Linked DNA regions of Homo sapiens: region 2 is linked to region 1. A link is an interaction called in ENCODE POLR2A ChIA-PET data of the cell type or tissue named here. Cell type or tissue: GM12878. All regions are shown on one strand.

Evidence for each region. Peaks named below come from ENCODE experiments on the same cell type or tissue, not always from the same donor. Only the 100,000 strongest peaks of a DNase experiment are listed, where the experiment ranks them.
Region 2: POLR2A ChIA-PET joins it to region 1 with 5 read pairs; 1 of 35 experiments calls an interaction of 5 or more read pairs at or near these places.

What each region holds. Positions count from the first base shown.
Region 1 is chr19:15,809,032-15,811,531 of GRCh38, reverse strand. All of the region lies in intron 2 of OR10H1 (olfactory receptor family 10 subfamily H member 1), which reads left to right. Among named protein-coding and RNA genes, the nearest start is that of OR10H1, 5.4 kb to the left of the region's middle. In GM12878, a CTCF peak has its summit at 946; a DNase peak (open chromatin) is centred at 1,012.
Region 2 is chr19:17,159,590-17,162,089 of GRCh38, reverse strand. The region is part of intron 8 of MYO9B (myosin IXB); the gene reads right to left. Among named protein-coding and RNA genes, the nearest start is that of USE1, 55 kb to the left of the region's middle. RefSeq lists enhancers at 458-1,273, 1,274-2,091, 2,092-2,500. In GM12878, no CTCF peak of the experiment used is centred here; no DNase peak of the experiment used is centred here; H3K27ac peaks cover 339 bases.

The sequences.
Region 1 (2,500 bases):
CATGGAGACATGGGTGTTTTCTGGAGACATTTTTTGGTTGTCATGACTGAGCAATGGCTGCTGGCATTGAGTTGACAGAGACCAGGGATGCTACTAAACATGTTATGAGACACAGAACAGCTCCCCACAGAAAGAATGACCTGGCCCTAAATATCAACAGTCCCAAGGTTGAGAAACCCTGCCTTAGGCACTGGGGAGCCACAGAGGGTTTGTGAGCACCACCCCAGGGCACCAATCTCGCCCATTTGGCCTCTTCTTGGAGGTTCTTGTTTCCAAGTCATTTACTCCTCTAAGATCTCAGAGTGGCGGGACATGGTGGTGCTGTGGGGGCCACTATTCTGTGGAGCTACGGGCAAGTACTGACCCAGAAGTGGGGCAAAACGAGAGTGATTCCAGGAAGAGAGACCAAGAAACTCTGGAGACCAACGATGTTTGGAGAATGCAGCCTCTGCTCACCAAAGGAGCTGGTTCTTCCTTCATCTCTCACTATAAATCTGCCAGGGCTTGACTGAGGACCTGAGCCCACTTAAAGGGAAGTGAACTACCCTTTCTAAAATGATCTTTTTATTGTAATAACATACATACAACCTGAAATTTACCTATTTATTTATTTATTTTCTTTTCTTTATTTTTATTTTATTTTATTTCTTTATTTTTATTTTATTTTATTTTTGAGAAAGCCCACTGCATTTGCCTTTTATTACTGGATTTCCACATAAACACTTAAAAGTATACAATTCAGTGGCATCAAGAACATTTATGCTGTTGCACTAACACCACCTTTGCCTAGTTCCAGACAAAGGTAATAATTTTTTATTAGCCCAAAAGGAAACACCGTATCTATTAGCAGTCACTCCCCATTCTCCCCTCACCCCAGCCCCTGGAAACCACTGATAGGTTCCAAATGCTACAAGCATTTTCATTGCAGCATTGTTCACGAAGGCCAACAGGTGGGGCACAACCCTCATGTCCATGAAAAGATGACGCATATTCATAAAATGGAAAATCGTTCAGCCATAAACAGGAATAAAGCTCAGACGCATGCTGTGGTGTTTTAATACTGTTACAATTGCATGCTACAATGCAAATGAACCCTAAAACATTATGTTCAGTGAAAGAAATGAGACACAAAAGGCCCCATCTCGTATGATTCCATTTATGTAAAATGTTCAGAACAGACACATCCGTAGAAACAGAAAGCAGAGTGGTAGTTTACTCCTTTTTTTTTTTTTTTTTTTGAGAAGGAGTCTTGCTCTGTCACCCAGCCTGGAGTGCAGTGGTGTGATCTTGGCTCACTGCAACCTCCATCTCCCAGATCAAGCGATTCTCCTAACTCAGCCTCTTGAGTAGCTGGGACCACAGGCCTGTGCCACCATGCCTGGCTAATTTTTGTATTTTTAGTAGAGGCAGGGTTTCACCATGTTGCCCAGGCTGGTCTCGAACTCCTGATCTCAAGTGATCTGCCCACCTTGGCCTCCCAAAGTGCTGGGATTATAGGCGTGAGCCACTGCACCTGGTCACACATTGCCAAATTTTTTAAAAAAGAGATTAACTAAGCATGGTGGTGCATGCCTGTAGTCCCAGCTATTTAAGGGGGCTGAGAAGGGAAGATCGCTTAAGCCCAGGAGCCGAAGGCTGCAGTGAGCTATGATAATTGTGCCACTGCACTCCAGCCTGGGTGACAGAGCCAGACCCTGTCTTTTGAAAAAAAAAAAATTGAATATATTTAATTGTTTCATAAAGACACATAGAAATCTCATGAAATTAAAGTTACTGAGCAAAGACCATGTACAGTCACTCATTTACTGTATTAATTATCATATGTAGCATCTACTGCATGCCAGGTCACTTAAGAAAAGCTCATTTCCTTCCCACAACAACCCTTTGAGGTAGGGAGGTACAGAGAGATAAAGGAATCTGCTCAACTTTACAAAATATTGGCCAGATGCAGTGGCTCACTTCTGTAATTCCAGCACTTTGGGAATCCCAGGCAGGAGGATGACTTGAGGGGTGGAGTTCCAGACCAGCCTGGGCAACATAGCAAGATGCCATCTCTATAATAAAAAATAAAACATTAGCTGGGTGAGGTGGTGTGTGCCTGTAGTCCCAGCTACTTGGGAGGCTGAGGTAGGAAGATTGCTTGAATCCAGGAGTTTGAGGTTGCAGTGAACTATGATTGCACCATTGCACTCCAGTCTGGGGAACAGAATGAAACTCTGTCTCTACAAAAATAAATAAATAAATACATAAATAAATAAATAAATAAATAATCATTACACAACAGCCAGAGGAGGGATTTGAACTGAGCCCTGCTGATTCCCACGCCCTTCTTTCTGTCTGATGGCTACATTTCATTGCCTCAGAACATAGAGGCATACCTCATGGGAGCTGGAAAACAACCAAAGCATGATTTCTGGCTCCTTCCTTAGAGCAACACAGTCTCCTGCCTCTGCTTTCCTACATGGATAACCCCAGAGGAAGTCTGGTTGGTTCAGATTTA
Region 2 (2,500 bases), 1.4 Mb before region 1:
AGGTGATCTGCCTGCCTTGACCTCCCAAAGTCCTGGGATTACAGGCATAAGCCACTGTGTCTGGCCAAGATGGCCCTTTGTACTTTTTTTTTTTTTTTTTTTGACACAGGGTCTCACTCTGTTATCCAGGCTGAAGTGCACTAGCGCAATCTTGGCTCACTGCAAACTCCACTTCCTGGGCTCAAGCAATCTTCCTGCCTCAGCCTCCTGTGTAGCTGGGGCTATGGCGCACAACACCACACCTGGTTAATTTTTAATATATACATATATTTTTGAGGTGGAGTCTTGTTCTATCGCCCAGGCTGAAGTACAGTGACACAGTCTTGGCTCACTGCAACCTCTCCCTCCTGGGTTCAAGCGATTCTCCAGCCTCAGCCTTCTGAGTAGCTGGGATTACAGGCACGCACCACCATGCCTGGCTAATTTTTGTATTTTTAGTAGAAACGGGGTTTTGCCATGTTGGCCAGGCTGGTCTCGAACTCATGGCCTCAAGCGATCTGCCTGCCTTGGCCTCCCAAAGTGCTGGGATTACAGGCGTGAGCCACCGTGCCTGGCCTTAATTTTTAATTTTATTGTGGAGACGGGGTCTCACTATGTTGCCAAGGCTGGACTCTAACTCCTGGGCTCAAGCAATCCTTCTGCCCTGGCCTCCGTAAGTGTTGGGATTACATGCGTGAGCCACTGCAACCAGCCAAGGTGGTCTCTGTCAACACTCGACTCATCCAACACCCATATTTCACCCTGTCCTGGAGGATGTGCCTGCACACTGAGGCGTTAACAGACCCAGTAGCCTCTGGAACGGCCGCTGAAGCCTTTCCATACGCTCCTCAGAGCAACCAAAATTGCTGCTGAGTGAGGAACCTGGGCTCGGGGAGGGGGTGGGGCGTGCGACTGTGGTAGAACCAGCAAGGAGGGTCTAACTAACTTCAGGCCCCTTGTTCTTCCGGGTGCACCATGTGGCTGTCACCGTGTGCATCAAAGCTCTTTTGTGGCCGGACGTGGTGGCTCACGCCTGTCATCCCAGTACTCTGGGAGCCGAGGCGGGTGGATTGCCCGTCTCTACTAAAGATGCAAAAGGAAAAAAAAAAAAAATCTGGGCACCGTGGCTCACGCCTGTAATCCCAGCATTTTGGGAGGCCGAGGCGGGTGGATCACCTGAGGTCAGGAGTTCAAGACCAGCCTGACCAGCATGGTGAAACCCTGTCTCTACTAAAAATACAAAAGTAGCCGGGCGTGGTGGCACATGCCTGTAATCCCAGCTGCTCAGGAGGCTGAGGCAGGAGAATTGCTTGAACCCTGGAGGCGGAAGTTGCAGTGAGCCGAGATCCTGCCATTGCACTCCAGCCTGGGCAACAGGAGCGAAACTGTCTCAAAAATAAAAATAAATAAATAAATAAATAAAAATGCAAAAAAAATTAGCCAGGCCTAGTGGCGCACACCTGTAATCCCAGCTACTCAGGAGGCTGAGGCATGAAAATCACTTGAACCCAGGAGGCAGAGGTTGCAGTGAGCTGAGATTGTGCCACTACACTCCAGCCTGCGCAACAGTGAGACGCTATCTCAAAAAAAAAAAAAAAAAGAAAAAAAAGAAGCTCTTAAGGTCTAATCTATATGGAATAAATTGGCTTTTTTCCCCACATATTCAGGTCTCAGCTCTGACAGATGTATTCAGCTACAGACAAGATCTAGAATGTGTCCCCCTCGTTTTGCATTTCTTGGGTGTCAAGGAAATGGAGCCACACAGAATGCAGCCCCTGCCTGGTGCCTTTGGCTCTGCATGGAGCCTCTGGGGACACCAGTGCTGCTCGGGTCTTGGGTGATATGCAGCAATATCACGTGGTGCCCTGGACCCATGTGGGCTCAGAATGTCCCCGGTGCCTGTTTGAAATGCCACAGCAGCTTCCCATCGGGTGAGGGGCTAAAAATCCCTGCCGTGATTAGGTACTTTCCTATTGTTAAACAAGCTGCAAGTGATCCTGCTCTTGAGATGTAAAAATGCAAGAGAAATACAGCACAGAGAAAACATCCAGGCTGGGGCAAAGACCAGAGGGAGGCACCTGATCAAGGTTTAGAGTCACAGGCTTGAGACTCACAGGCTGGGAGTTACATAAGGGTAGTCAGTGTCATGTTCCAGAGTCTAGGGATGGGCAAATTCTTTTCTGGAAGGGATGAAGGAGTCATTATTTTTGGCTTTGGGGCCTGATGTTCTCTGTTGCAACTGCTCTGCTTAGCTGCTATGGCTCCAAAGCAGTCTTAAGTGGTATGTAAATGAATGGGTATGGCCATGTGCCAATAAAACTTTATTAGCAAAACCAGGTGGAGGGCTGGATCTGGCCAACCATTGCTAGTGAGAACCAGCATGCACACGGAACATCTGGAAACACAGAGTTGAATGCATGTGGCTCAAGTTCTGGCCTGAGGCCCATGGTTTGCCTCCCAGGCTGGCTTGTGCCACACCTGAGCTTGCATGACAATCAGAGGCACTGCCTAGGTTCCATTC